3 separate regions of the Homo sapiens genome follow, and all the other regions are linked to region 3. A link is an interaction called in ENCODE POLR2A ChIA-PET data of the cell type or tissue named here. Cell type or tissue: OCI-LY7. All regions are shown on one strand. Region 1 has its middle 8.3 kb from the start of ST14. Region 2 has its middle 31 kb from the start of PRDM10. Region 3 overlaps PRDM10 (PR/SET domain 10).

Region 1 (5,000 bases), 200 kb before region 3:
TGAGAAGAGATAGAACCTTGCCAACCCTCATGCCAAGCCCTCCATGGGCCCATTCCCAAAACAATCCCTCCTCTCCCCAGTAAGAGTGACCACTCTACTGACATGGATGGTGGTTACTTTCTTGGTTTTTTGTTTTGCTTTGTTTGTTTGTTTGTTTTGAGACAGAGTCTTGCTCTGTCACCCAGGCTTGAGTGCAGTGGCGCGATCTCGGCTCACTGCAAGCTCCGCCTCCCAGGTTCACACCATTCTCCTGCCTCAGCCTCCTGAGTAGCTGGGACTACAGGCACCTGCCACCACGCATGGCTAATTTTTTGTATTTTTAGTAGAGACGGGGTTTCACCGTGTTAGCCAGGATGGTCTCGATCTCCTGACCTCGTGATCGGCCCACCTCGGCCTCTCAAAGTGCTGGGTGGGATTACAGGCATGAGCCACCGCACCCGGCTGTTTGTTTGTTTTTTGAGATGGTCTCTCTCTGTTGCCCAGGCTGGAGTGCAATGGCACAGTCACGGGCTCAATGCAGCCTCGACCTCTCAGGCTCAAGCAGTGCTCCCACCTCAGCCTCCAGAGTTACTGGGACCACAGGTGTGCGCCACCACGCCCAGCTAACTTTTTGGGGTTTTTTTTGGCCATCTTGTATAGAAAGATTTTTTTCTCCCTGTGGTAAGGGGTCTGGCCATGTGGCCCAGGCTGGTCTTGAACTCCTGGGCTCAAGCAATCCTCTCGCCTCAGCCTCTCAAAGCGCTGGGATTATAGGTGTGAGCCACCATGCCCATCTCCTTGTTTTTCTTTATATGGTTTTACAATCCAGGCTTGACTCTCTTTGCACCATAGTTTACTTTCTGCCTGCTTTTTGTTTTCAATGTCTTTTAGGTCATTTTAATTTTAATTTTTTTTTTTTTTTTTTTTGCGATGGAGTTTCGCTCTGTCACCCAGGCTGGAGCGCAGTGGTACAACCTCAGCTCACTGCAACCTCCACCTCCCGGGTTCAAGCAATTATCCTGCCTCAGCCTCCCAAGTAGCTGGGATTACATGCGCCCGCCACCATACCTGGCTAATTTTTTGTATTTTTAGTAGAGACGGGATTTCACCATGCTGGCCAGGCTGGTCTCGAACTTCTGACCTCGTGATTCGCCCGCCTAAGCCTCCCAAAGTGCTGGGATTACAGGTGTGAGCCACCGTGACTGGCCAATTTAAATTTAAATTTTATTTTATTTTATTTTATTTTATTTATTTTATTTTGAGATGGAGTTTGGCTCTATCACCCAAGCTGGAGTGCAATGGCACAATCTCAGCTCACTGCAACCTCTGCCCCCTGGGTTCAAGCAATTCTCCTGCCTCAGCCTCCTGAGTAGCTGGTATTACAGGCACATGCCACCACACCTGGCTAATTTTTGTATTTTAGTAGAGATGGGTTTCACTATGTTGGCCAGGCTGGTCTCGAACTCCTGACCTCAAGTGATCCACCCGCTTCAGCCTCCCAAAGTGCTGGGATTACAGGCATGAGCCACCATGCCCAACTGGTCACTTTTAATTTTTAGGTTCCCACTTCATCTTTTTCACCATCCTTTACAGTTTATTTACTGAAGAAACCAGATCATTTGTTCTGGAGACTTTCCTGCAGTCAGGATTTTGCTGATTGTGTTCTCATAGTGTAGTCTATCTCATGGGTTCCTTGTCCTTTGTATTCCCCGCAAACTGTCATATCCAGAGGCGCCAGCAGATAAAGCTTTGCTTTTTCGGGAGGGAAGATGACTTCACAGGGGCTGGTGTGTTCTTCAACAGGTGACGTGTCTGGTTGTTTCATATTGTGAGTTCTGTGCTTGAATTCTAAATTTGTGAGGAAATGGTAACGGCAAGATTTCAATGTTTCATTCCTTGCTTATTTACTTTCTGGAATACTTCTAGAAAGTGAAATTTCTCATCATCTATTTGGTTACCCAGTGGTAAGGTTTGTATAGGAAAGGAAGGATAAATGCCCGAGTCTCTATGTATTTGTTTATTTATTCATTTTCAGATGGAGTCTTGCTCTGTCGCCCAGGTTGGAGTGCAATGGCACTAACTCTGCTCACTGCAACCTCCACTTCCTGGGTTTAAGGGATTCTCCTGCCTTAGCCTCCCGAGTAGCTGGGACAACAGGCACCCACCATCACGCCTGGCTAATTTTTGTATTTTTAGTGGAGACGGGGTTTCACAAACTGCTTTCACAAACCACTTGTTTTTTGCTTGTTTTTGTATTATTATGAACTCTTGGTATCAAACATATTTGATATGTCTGGGTTCATTGCTGTTTTTATTCTTACTGATGTTCAAAGTGTACCCTCTTTGGCCATTGGGACCTTCTTTAAGTCAGCTCTGAGTCCTTTTGACCCAATTCTTGTCATCTTTGATTTTTTGTTTATTTTCTGGTATGATGTTGCAGTTTCAACTTGTACTTTTCCTGCCCACACATGCAATCAGCTGTTTCTTTAAGACAACCTAATAGCTTTTAGTGAAAAGTGATCCTCTAAGGGGATGTTCATTTCTAGCTGGTCTTTGTTTCTGGGGCTTTTGGTAGACAAAGCCAGAACTTTGTGAAAGAGATAAAACACCCATCATGTTCATATTGATTCTCCCAATTCTAATTTAGGACCACAGAGTACTGACTTATTCGAGCTGAGATCTGTATTTTCTTTTTCACACTGATAATTCTTGTTCTCACATCACTTTTTTTAAAAAAAACTCTGTCTCCTTTATCAAATGAAGGCAACAGGTACAACTTTCCCATTAGAGTTCAGTGAGTTGGCCCTTAGTGGAATTTTTGTCAACTTGCAGCTCACGAACAATAGAATAGCTAATTTGAGGGGAAAAAAAGGAAATTATTTTAAAATTGTTAGGCGGTTCACAGAATGTCTAGGAGGGCCAGAGAGCTGAGAGAGGAGGAAACAGAGCCAGAAACAAGGCCCCAGACACACCACAAGGCTGCAGGGACAGCCCCACTGCTCCCGCCCAAGCTGATACCATCAGAGCTCATCCCCTGAGCCCAGACCCACTCACCAGTGCCGCTGCCGTCCCAGGAGCAGGACGCTTCCACCTGCATCCCACCAGAAAGTGGGCTCACTGCAGTGCCTGCGTCCTTTCTTTGTGGCCTCTTGAGTAAGTCTCTTGTGAGTGCATCTCATTAGATCCTAAGTTACATGTCTGTGCCCTACCTACAAGGGAGCTGAGAAGGAGAGTTCTGGTTTCTGCCTGAGGTAGGCAGGACTCAAAAGATGGAAAGTCTCCAAATCTAAGAGGGTTGTTCAAGAGACACTGGAGTGTCCCTAAACTGGGTAAATGCAGATGCACGGAAATGTGAGTCGAGTCTGGGAGTGTGTTCTGGAAATGCATTTCACTGTGGGCCACTTGTTTGATGCTCTGTGTTTCTCTGACTTCCTCTGCCCTGTCCACATCATCAGCACATCCAAGTTCATCCCTCCTTCCATCTAATATGTGTAGTTCTGGCCCAGCCTGCTCCCTGGCCCAGGGTGTCGCGTGGGGTATACACAGGTTTCATTAAAATCAAAGTCCGCTGATTCCCTTGTTTACATTCTGAGCTCAGTCATCAGCTGAAAACATTTACCATCTAAGAAGTCATTCCCCAAACAGTTTCAATTATTAAGACCATGGATTTACATTTACTATTAATAGTGATATTCTTCACTGTAAATGTATGTTGGGTCTTGAGGTATTAACTAATATTATGAGGCCAATGTGATTAATGAGACTTAAACTTTAAATGCCCAGTACATGAAGACAAGCCACTACAATCTCTTCAGTGCTTAAAGTCATGCAATACTCGATTTAGTAATTTACAAAGTTTCATTAAGAAATGATAAATGCACAGCTTGAGATTTCTTCATTAAATGCTAAAAGCAAAAAGCCATAAACCATGGTGGAATCACTTTTTCTTGCCACAGGAAAAGTGGCTGAAATAATACACAGAAGGCTGGGCACAGTGGCTCACGCCTGTAATCCCAGCACTTTGGGAGGCCGAGGCAGACAGATCACGAGGTCAGGAGTTTGAGACCAGCCTGGCCAATATGGTGAAACCCCCGTCTCCACTAAAAATATAAAAATTAGCTAGGCGTGATGGTGGGTGCCTGTTGTCCCAGCTACTCGGGAGGCTGAGGCAGAAGAATTGCTTGAACCTGGGAGGCAGAGGTTGCGGTGAGCCGAGATCGCGCTACTGCACTCCAGCCTGGGCGACAGAGTGAGACTCCGTCTCAAAACAAACAAACAAAAACCACAGAAAAGGATATGGCAACACTATAGTCCATTCTTCTGTCAGTAAATACTGTTAGAAGATACACAGATTTGAAGAAACAAGTAAAAAACCACCTTTAGAGTATGGGAGGTTTGGATGAAAGCACAGATGTTTCTAATGTAGCTCCACTCATAGTGTAATATACGTAGATTTTTCTGCTCACGAAATACAAATATTTTTTTTTCTTGCCAGGAGCAATGGCTCACGCCTGTAGTCCCAGCACTTTGGGAGGTTGAGGCAAGTGGATCACTTGAGATCAGAAGTTTGAGACCAGCCTGGCCAACATGCGGAAACCCCATCTCTACCAAAAGTACAAAAATTAGCCAGGTGTGGTGGTGGGCACCTGTAGTCTCAGCCACGAGGGAGGCTGAGGCAGGAGAATCTCTTGAACCCAGGAGGCGGAGGCTGCAGTGAGCCAGCCTGGGCGACAGAGCGAGACTCCGTCACACACACACACACACACACAGCAGAAAACAAAACTAAACTAAAAGCAGCTTGATTGAGGTATAATTGACTGCACATATTGAAAGTGTCCAATCTGGTAAGTTTTGACACATATCTACACCTGTGAAATTATCACCACAATCAAGAACTCTTTCAGTTTTGATAGCCATTAAATATAGTATTGCAACAAACTGACCTTCGAACCAGATTTTCTAATTGCTTTATTTCAAAGTACTAAAACACGATTACAAAAATAAGATACAGGAGAGCGTAA
Region 2 (5,000 bases), 86 kb before region 3:
TATTTGATTAGATTCATGGTGTTGCAGATATAACAAAGGTGATACCAAACATGTTCATGTATTTTAAAGATGCCTATTGGTCTACGGGATGGGCAAAATAAAAGAAAAAATATTTTAAGGCTGTCGATCGCTATGAAACAAAGTCCATATTCTTTACCAGATCATGAAAGATCATTATATAACCTGGCTTGCCGACCTACAGCTTTGTTTTTCACCATTCTCTTCCCCTTTCTGCTCTTTCTAGAAGGACTGCTATTCATTCTTCCTGTATTTTTCAGCATCTGCCTCAGGCCTGGACATAGAACAAGTGTTCAATAAATATTTCTTGTTAGATTGAGAGTTGCTTTGACCTGCTAACAGCTATATTAATTCCATAAGCCTTCAAAGGAGACTTCTAAGTCCTAGGACACTCTTCATAGCAGAGGAGGTGTGAGAATGGTGAATAAATGACTACCTATTTTTATTCTTCTTCTCAGAGTAGACTCACTGATTCACTCAACCTATGTCTTGAATGTTTTTAAAGGTCAAATCTTTATTTTGAAGTTGTACAAATGGGCCGGGCGCAGTGGCTCATGCCTGTAATCCCAGCACTTTGGGAGGCTGAGGTAGGTGGATCACCTGAGGTCAGGAGTTCGAGACCAGCCTGACCAACATGGAGAAACCCCATCTCTACTAAAAATACAAAATTAGCTGGACATGGTGGCACATGCCTGTAATCCCAGCTACTTGGGTGGCTGAGGCGGGAGAATTGCTTGAACCTAGGAGGCAGAGGTTGCAGTGAGCGGAGATCGCGCCATTGCACTCCAGCCTGGGCAACAAGAGTGAAACTCCATATAGACCGAAAAAAAAAAGGAAAAGAAATTGTACAAACTGCTGTTCCTCAATTAGAAGAAATTCATAAAGAAATAGCAACTGAGTGTTAATTTTCCTAACATTAGACAATTTAGTGAAATGCAATTTGAAAAGCTTTAATGGTCATTTAAACTTGAATTGCTAATTATTTTCTTAGAAGGACATAAAAATAAATGAAGGAAAGAAAACATAAATGAAAGCTCTCCGTAGACTATTGAAGGCTGCCTATTCTTTACAAATATCATGGAGGTCAACATTTAGCAGTTCCGTCAACACTATTCTGGGAATTGGATGAGTCAAGACTATTAAGAGAATCAAAAAATTTAGCCAATTTCAAATTCGCATATGCATTTGTAAATTTAATGATATAGTAATGATTTAACAATCATACTGTCCTATGCTATTATATGTATGCCAGCCATATAAGCAAGTTGACATAACAGAATTTTTATCAGACCCTTTAATTATATACATATAGACATTATTTAGAAATTAAACTAGGTACAAAAAACTAGGAAAAATATTTGTAGCTAATTTGACAAGAGTTAGTACAGTGTTACATAAAAAAGCTATTCAGATAAAACACTGTCTCCAACAGTGCTGATGGGCAAAAGGCATGAAAAGACAAAGCAGTTAATATGATTAACAGATAACATGGAAAAGTTATTCAATTTCAACTTCACCAGAAATGAGTATACCAGTTTTTGCTAAGCAAATTAGCCAAAGTTAAAGAAAGAACTAGTGACATCATCCAAAGCTTCTAAGTATGTGATAAAACAAGGAACTGATATATGTTTGGTGGCAATATAAAGTTTGTACAATCCTCCAGTGTGGCAGTAAGTATATGCAAGGATCTTAAAAATGTTCATGCTTTTTGGTAATTTAACTTCTGGAATCTATACTTAGGGAATGATCCTAAATGAGAAAAAAAATATACATTATGCAGAAAGACATTTGTCAAAATATTATTTATGGTTGCAAACCACCTGAATATTGAACAGTAGGAGAACACAAGATAAATTATTATATATTTATTTGAGGATATATTTATATAAATAGATATGATGTTTATTAAATATTTATTTGAGCAAATATGAATCAACATGGACAACTTCCATAATCATAATGCTGAGAAGGAAATAAAAGCAAGTTGTAGAATACTTTATACATTTCATGATACTAATTATATAAAGCTTGAGACATGCAAATATTACATATTACTTAGCAATACATACATATGTGGTAAAAGTATAAAGAGTAGGCTGGGCGTGGTGGCTCGCGCCTGTAATCCTAGCACTTTGGGAGGTGAGGCAGGCAGACTGCCTGAGTTTGGGAGTTCGAGACCAGCCTGGGCAACACGGTGAAACCCCGTCTCTACTAAAATACAAAATAAATTAGCTGGCGGGGCAGTGTGCGCCTCTGGTCCCAGCTGCTTGGGAGGCTGAGGCAGGAGAATTGCTTGAACCCAGGAGGCAGAAGTTGCAGTGAGCTGGGATCACGCCACTGCACTCCAACCTGGGCTGCAGAGTGAGACTCCGTCTCTACAAAAAAAAAAAAAAAAAAAAAAAAAACTATAAAGAAATGCATGGGCTGAATAATCACCAAATTTCAGAAAGTCGTTACATATGTTAGAGATGGAGGATGCTGCAAATGAGGATTACACAGAGGGTATCAGCTGCACTGATAATGTTTTATTTCTTAAGCTCTGTGGGATACATGGATGTTCATTCCATTATTCTTTTTATCTTTTAGTATGTCTTAAATCTTTCATGGTAACCTTACAATATTATGTAGCTATAAAATAGTTCCATAGAAAGCCAATACAATAACATGGAAAAACGAGTCTTCTCTGGGGGAGGCGGGGCCGCGCGGGGCATGCCGGGCGGCGCGCGGGCTGCAGGGAACGGGGCGGAGCGCGGCCGCGCCGGCGCAGCGAGGGGAGAGGCAGCAACCGCTATGGACGTGTTCCTCGTGATCCGGCGCCACAAGACCACCATCTTCACTGACGCCAAGGAGTCCAGCACGGTGTTCGAGCTGAAGCGCGTCGTGGAGGGAATCCTCAAGCGGCCGCCCGACGAGCAGCGGCTGTACAAGGACTACCAACTCTTGGATGATGGCAAGACACTGGGCGAGTGTGGCTTCACCAGCCAAACGGCACGGCCGCAGGCCCCAGCCACAGTGGGGCTGGCCTTCCGGGCACACGACGCCTTTGAGGCCCTGTGCATCGAGCCGTTCTCCAGCCCGCCCGAGCTGCTCGACGTGATGAAGCCCCAGGAGTCGGGAAGCAGTGCCAATGAACAAGCTGTGCAGTGAAGACCCCCGAGAGGCCCATTACCCCCAATAAAAGAGATTTGGGAGTCTGAAAAAAAAAAAACCATGGAAAAAGTTTGTACTATGACATTAAGTTAAACAAATTACCTATTCAAAATGATTACAACTACTTGAAAGCCATCCAAAAATCTTGCAAAGAAATATCCCCGAAAGTTACTGTTTTTCACATTGGATGGTGATGTTGTTACCTCCTTATTTCTTTAAAACATTTCCTCTATTTTCTCTTATGATTGACACTACAAATATAATTGAAAAACAATAAACCTATTTTAAAAATAAGCATGATATATTTATTACTAAGCCATTTGTACTATTATGTCACATTTGATTTCTAAATTAATGTTCTGCTTGGCTTTGAGTCTAGCATCATGTGTAAGATGTGAAAGCATGGAGAAGACTGGAGAGAGAGGAGGTTGGCAGGGACCTGAGTTTGTTGACAAAGGATGAAAGCAGGATGGGCTGGACGCAGTGGCTCATGCCTGTCATCCTAGCACTTTGGGAAGCTGAGGAGGGAGGATCACTTGAGCCCAGGAGTTTGAGACCAGCTTGGGCAATGTAATGGGACCCTGTCTCTACAAAAAATTAAAAAATTAGTCTGGCATGGTATTGTGTGCCTATAGGCCTAGCTACTCAGGAGGCTGAGGCAGGACAATTGCTTGGGTACAGGAGTTTGATGCCGCGGTGAGCTATGATTGCATCACTGCACTCCAGCCTGGGTGACACAGTGAGATCCTGTCTTAAAAAAAAGAAAAGAAAAGAAAGCAAGGTGGGCCAAGACTTGCTGTTACAGATTCCTGAAATGTTTGAGGAAGATTATTCTGATTGTTATGGGTAATCCAGGTTGGCTTCCAATGAGACTTGAAGTAGCAGCAAGGTTCCTTATATAAAAGTATGGAACATAAAATAAATTCACTTTGTTGAAAGAAAGAATAAATGAATGGAAGAATAAGTCAGAGCTAATATTAATTTGAGGCTCTTAATTCAAGCTTAGATACTGTTATTTCAATGATTTCCCATGGATCTTAGAATTTTAGAACTGACATAGATCTTTGAGAACATTTGTTTTAACTTCTTTGTTATAGTCAAACTAAATTCCAGAGAAGCTGAATAACACCACCAAGTAAATAAAAGAGGGGTATTTGGACTTTTCTTTCATCATATCATTAGCTTTCTTAAAAGAAAGCAGGTGGGCCGGGCTCAGTGGCTCACCCCTGTAATCTCAGCACTTTGGGAGGCCAAGGCGGGCAGATCCTTTGAGGTCAGGAGTTCGAGATCAGCCTGGCCATCATGGTGAAACCCCATCTCTACTAAAAATACAAAAATCAGCCAGGCGTGCTGGCAGGTGCCTTTAGTCCCATCTACTTAGGAGGCTGACCTGTAGTCCCAGCTACTTGGGAGGCTGAGGTAGGAGAATCACTTGAACCTGGGAGGCAGAGGTTGCAGTGAGCTGAGATTGCACCACTGCCCTCCAGCCTGGGCGACACAGTGAGACTTCACCAAAAAAAAAGAAAAAAAAGCAAGTGGGGGCCTAATCTTTTTACAAGAAAATGCACTACAAATTCCTTGGCCTGCCCTTTGCCACTTATAGAAAACCCCTGACAATCTGGCTTCAACTTGTCTTTCCACCTTATCTCCCACTAATCCTCCAGAAAATCATGGAATTTCTGGTATCCTCACCAGTTAGGCCCTCCACCCTTCTCTCTGCCTATCTAAAACAATTCATCTTTCAAGGTACAACTAGAATACCAAGAGTATAATCCAGAGGTAATGTCATGAGTGCCTGAATTTGACTGACGTGTGTGGAAATGAAGTAGAAT
Region 3 (5,000 bases):
CTCAGGCTGGTCTCGAAATCCTGGGCTCAAGCAATCCTCCTGCCTCAACCTCGGAGAGTGCTGGGATTACAGGCATGAGCCATCACGCCTGGCCTCTTTTTTTGGGGGGTGGGGGGGTGGAGTTTCGCTCTTGTCACCCAGGCTGGAGTGCAATGGCGTGATCTCAGCTCACTGCAACCTCCGCCTCCTGGGTTCAAGTGATTCTTCTGCCTCAGGCTCCCGAGTAGCTGGGATTACAGGCACCCGCTACCATGCCCAGCTACTTTTTTTTGTATTTTTAGTAGAGACAGGGTTTCACCATGTTGGCCAGGCTGGTCTCAAACTCCTGACCTCAGGTGATCTGCGCACCTTGGCCTCCCAAAGTGCTGGGATTACAGGCATGAGCCACCATGCCCAGCCACACCCAGCCTCTTTTTAGAGTTTGATAAGTTCTTCGATTAAGATGCACAGCAGAAAAAGGATGTTTCTGTGAGTACTGCAAAGACTTCCTCTAGATGCCTGAAGGGATTGGTGTTATTTCCCAAAAGGCCAAATATATTTCAACAAATTAATCTTCATTGAACACCTACTTTATGCTCAGCGATCTTTTAAATTTGAGGAGGAAGTATATGATATCATCATGGTCCTTAAAGAACTTAGGATAATAATGATTAATACTAAGCAGTTACTAAATGCTATACACTCTGCTACTGGCCTTATATACATATTGTTTCACTTAATACAACAACCTGAGGCATGTATTACTGTGTCCATTTTACAGACAAAGAAACTGAGGTTCAGAGAAGTGTAGTAACTTGCTAAGGGGTGGGGCAAGGATTTTACTCTAAATGCCTGACTCCAAAGCCCATAGTCTATTTCCCTGAGGTGCAGTTGGAGAGGCAAGATGGACTCATGTGAAAACGCATACTCATCACCAAAATAGATGGTGTTTGGCAATGGATGCAAAGCTGTGGGGATAGTTAATGTGTGAGATGTCTGGATCTGAAGTCTAAAGATCTTGGCAGATGGGAAGAACAGATAAAAGCAGTGAAATGAAATTTACTGGAGATAAATGCAAAATCCCCCATTTAAGTAAAAATCAGCTCTTGAAGTCCTGATGAGGGGAAAAATGGTTTAATAGCACTCTATGAGGGGAAAAGAGGACTTAGATATTTTAGTTATCTGCAAGTTCAGGATGGGTCTGCAGTAGAGCAACGTGGCCAACGTAAACACTAATGCACCCTGATGTTGTATTAATAAAAATATGGAATCCACTGCGAAATAAATGAAGACAACAAGATGATTAGGGAGCTGGGAGTTTGGTCATGTGAGAAATGACTGAATGAATTAGGGTTTTTTGGCCTTCAGATATTTGATTCTTGTGGCGGAAGGGTTACACTTATTCTAGCTACCTCCAGAGGAAAGTCCTGGGCCCTAACCAAAGCGTGGAAGATCTGGGCTCCACAGAAATTGTCATAGAACTATTTCAGAATGATTCAGGCTGCCTGGTGAGGTCATGAAATGTGGAAGCAGATGCTGAGTGCTGTTGTGGAGTGGGATTCTATGGCTCCAAGGGCTGCAGGAGTTCAGAGCAGAGGAGACTCAGGGAGGGCTGGAGGCATCAAAGGCGGTTCACTGGGAAACTGGAATGTGGTAGGATTTAGAAGGTGGCTGAGGAAAGAGTATTTTAGGTGAGGAAAACAACATATGAGAAGATAAAGGGAGTGGCATTTTTAAAAACTTGCTTTATTTATTGAATAGGACATGGCTTGAGTATGACCTTGTGCTAATTGGGCAGGAGGAGCAAGATTGCATAAAGGGATTCTAGGCCAGTGTATAATCCCATAACACTTAGATTGGAGGCAGGAGAACTTTTTAAGGTACCATTTTTATTTTCTGCCAGGATATTTGATAAGATAGCATTAACCTAATACATGACCCAAACTGTGTCTTATTTGCAGGAGACTGACTTCAGCATGATGAAACAAACAGGCACCTCATCTCTTTCATTCTTACTTAAAAACCTCAGCCTGCCTGAGCTGTTTAAAAGGAGAGCTGTGAGCTATGGAACTTTGTTAACCATGTGTTGCACGACGTGTTTAGTTTTAAAAGACAAGTGGTTGAGGATAGGTCAACTCATTTACCCCCTCCAGTGTGGTATGGCTACTCTGGAAAGGCAAGAGGGACCCCCACCCCAGGTTTAGTTCAGATGTGGAAACTGATGATACCTCACATGTGCACACATCGAAACGGTCTGTTGCTTACCTATTTGAAGTCTTGGGAGACAGGGCAGGCCTCTCAAGCAGTGTGAAACGGCTGAATGAGCCAGGAAGAGACCAGGTTTTATTAAGTTTTAGGGGTGGGGTCAGGACGCAGGTGGTCAGGGCCTTGCCAGTGTTGACTCTCCCACTGCTGCCAAAGGAGGGAGCACCTGAGCCTTCTTAGCAGCCCTCCCAGGTGTGGGACAGAAGGGGCAGAGGGAGGGCAGAGGCTTAAAGGCTGTGAGCAGTCAGATCAAAAATGAAGCCAGCTCTTCCTCACAGCCGGTAGATGGAAGTCATTTTTCCAGGGCCTGGAAGGAGTTGGTAGGAAGACTAGATTTCAGCCAGCCCTTGCGCCCTGTTTGTGCCAGCAGGCACCAGCGAACCAAAAGCAGGTGTCCATGTCTGCTTACTCTGTGCCTTCAACTTTTGCCCAGGCCTCATTGCCAGTTCATAACCAGGTGCTGCCTTCCATCGAGAGTGTAGATGGGTCCGACCCTTTGGCAACTCTGCAGACCCCTCTAGGCAGACTGGAGGCCAAAGAGGAAGAGGATGAGGATGAGGACGAGGACACTGAGGAAGATGAGGAAGAAGACGGTGAGGACACGGATCTGGATGACTGGGAGCCAGACCCGCCCCGGCCCTTCGACCCACACGACTTGTGTAAGTGTGGGCACGGGTCTCCCCCAGGGAAGCTGTGTCCATCTTGTGTGTCTGTGTACGTGTGCGTGTGTGTGAACATAGCTCCCGTGCGTCAGGTCCTTCCGTGTGCAGCCAACTGTGCTACATTCTCTGCTTGCTTCATCCCACCTGGCCTTCACTGCAGCCCTTTGAGGGACACTCTCCTTCGTTTTCTGATTTACTGATGAGTAAACAAGCTCAGAAGATTGGGAAGCTCGCTGGGGGTCACACAGGGACGAAGGGGCATCAGGCAGCCAAGCCCAGGTCTCTCACACCAGAGCTTCAGCTACCAAACCACCATGGTAGATTTGCCCGATCCTGCGCTCTTCAGCCACTTCAGCTTTAACAAGTTTGCCTTGCTGCTTTGCCTCTTCCATGATAGCCTTTTAAGAATGCTGTTCTATCCCAGGCGTGAGTGCCCTGAGTCTACTACCTCCTTTATGCCCTCCATGGCCCTACCATGAGGTGGGTAGCTTTCCCAGGGCTGTGCCAATAATTTGAGGGTCAGGACTCCAGTTCAGGCAGTCTGGCCCCTCGGCAGCGCCCTTGATCAGCCACCCCACCCTACTGCTTGCTGGGGGTTCACATTCCACCACCAAGAAACCATCAGTTTCTTTCTGTGGATTTTCTTGCTTATGTGGCAAAGTGCTTACTCATTGATTTGCATTACTGAGGCTCTTCAGAGCTTTGTGGTTTCATCCTGTTTCTCCTGGTCCTTCTGTGTGGTGGTGGTAAAATCTGTCTGCTTGGGCCCAGTGTTCAAGCTCCACATCTAATCCCAGTTCAACAGAGAACTTGCTCGTTTTGGTTTTCCTTGAATTCATACGTTTTCTTTTCTTTTCTTTTTGTTTGTTTTTGTTTTTTTTTCTTTAATTTTGAGACAGGGTCTTGGTCTGTCTCCCAAGCTGGAGTGCAGTGGTTCAAGCTCGGTTCACTGCAGCCCTCTGCCTCCCAGGTTCAAGCAATTCTCAAGCCTCAGCCTCCGGAGTAGAGTAGTTGGGACTACAGATGTGCACCACCACGCCCAGCTAATTTTTTTTTTTTGTATTTTTAGTAGAGATGGAGTTTCACCATGTTGGCGAGACTGGTCTCGAACTCCTGACCTCAAGTGATCCGCCCACCTCAGCCTCCCAAAGTGCTGGGATTACAGGCTGAGCCACTGCACCTGGGAAAAATTCTTACATTTTTGAGGCAACTCCTAAGTCAAATGCACAGAAAATCACTTTATCTTTAAAATATTAATACAAAGTAGCTCTGTTATTTGAGAATTGTAGAAATTAAAAATAACTATTTCCTAAACCAGGTCACCATGCAGCTGGAGTAAGGTAAAGCATGTTAAGTGTGTTAAGGGTTGTGGGCATGGCCTGTGTGGTCCATTTGCTCTCCTCCGTTTTGGGGCTGTACCTGTCTCGTTCTGGCGGTTAGCTTACAGGTGGGTGCTCCTGGCAAAGAGGCAGGGCGTGTGGCCGGACTGGTGCAAACCGAGTGCTCTTGGAATGGGCGGAAAATGTTGTGTCATCCCAGTGAATGAAGGAAGGGATTCTAAATTTGTTCATTTTAGCATTATCTAATCAGACAGTATGCACTGAACTCTCAGACCGCACAACCCTTTTTCCGTTTGAGTTAGGCTGAGATATAAGACTTCTGTAACTCCCTTTGAGAAAATTGATTCAATAGTATTGTCAGGGTTCCTCCCCGGCCCCGGAATAGTTTTATTGAGATAATGGGCATACTATAAAATTCACCTATTTTGTCTCATCAGATAGTGCAACATTTAGCCTGATACGCTCTTTTTACTCTTCAGACATGTTGTAATTGATTTGTAAATTTAGTGGCCACTATTCAAAGGACTCTCCAGCAAAGAAGTCAGTCATGGCCTGCTAGTTGTTTTTGGCAGGCATAAGCAAATTCTGTCTGATTTTAGAGGAGAATTACAGGATTTTTACTGGTCTCCCAGAGAGAATGTATTACCGTTGAATGGGTAGCGCCATTAGGAGTTCATTGAATTTTGGCTTGAAAATGCAGACGGGGATTTTTCGGGTCAGAATTTTTTACCTCACATCAAGTCACACTGAGGAA

Evidence for each region. ChIA-PET counts read pairs that join two places held together with the same protein. Peaks named below come from ENCODE experiments on the same cell type or tissue, not always from the same donor. Only the 100,000 strongest peaks of a DNase experiment are listed, where the experiment ranks them.
Region 1: POLR2A ChIA-PET joins it to region 3 with 5 read pairs; 1 of 35 experiments calls an interaction of 5 or more read pairs at or near these places.
Region 2: POLR2A ChIA-PET joins it to region 3 with 7 read pairs; 2 of 35 experiments call an interaction of 5 or more read pairs at or near these places.

What each region holds. Positions count from the first base shown.
Region 1 is chr11:130,148,951-130,153,950 of GRCh38, reverse strand. No RefSeq gene overlaps it. Among named protein-coding and RNA genes, the nearest start is that of ST14, 8.3 kb to the left of the region's middle. In OCI-LY7, no CTCF peak of the experiment used is centred here; DNase peaks (open chromatin) are centred at 21, 510, 2,469 and 3,073; H3K4me3 peaks cover 2,142 bases; H3K27ac peaks cover 3,887 bases.
Region 2 is chr11:130,031,029-130,036,028 of GRCh38, reverse strand. It overlaps the pseudogene ELOBP2. Among named protein-coding and RNA genes, the nearest start is that of PRDM10, 31 kb to the right of the region's middle. In OCI-LY7, no CTCF peak of the experiment used is centred here; no DNase peak of the experiment used is centred here.
Region 3 is chr11:129,945,048-129,950,047 of GRCh38, reverse strand. PRDM10 (PR/SET domain 10) reads left to right here. Exons shown (of 21, transcript NM_199437.2): 5 at 2,678-2,903. Among named protein-coding and RNA genes, the nearest start is that of NFRKB, 52 kb to the right of the region's middle. In OCI-LY7, a CTCF peak has its summit at 2,378; DNase peaks (open chromatin) are centred at 2,337, 2,987 and 3,597; H3K4me3 peaks cover 3,815 bases; H3K27ac peaks cover 5,000 bases.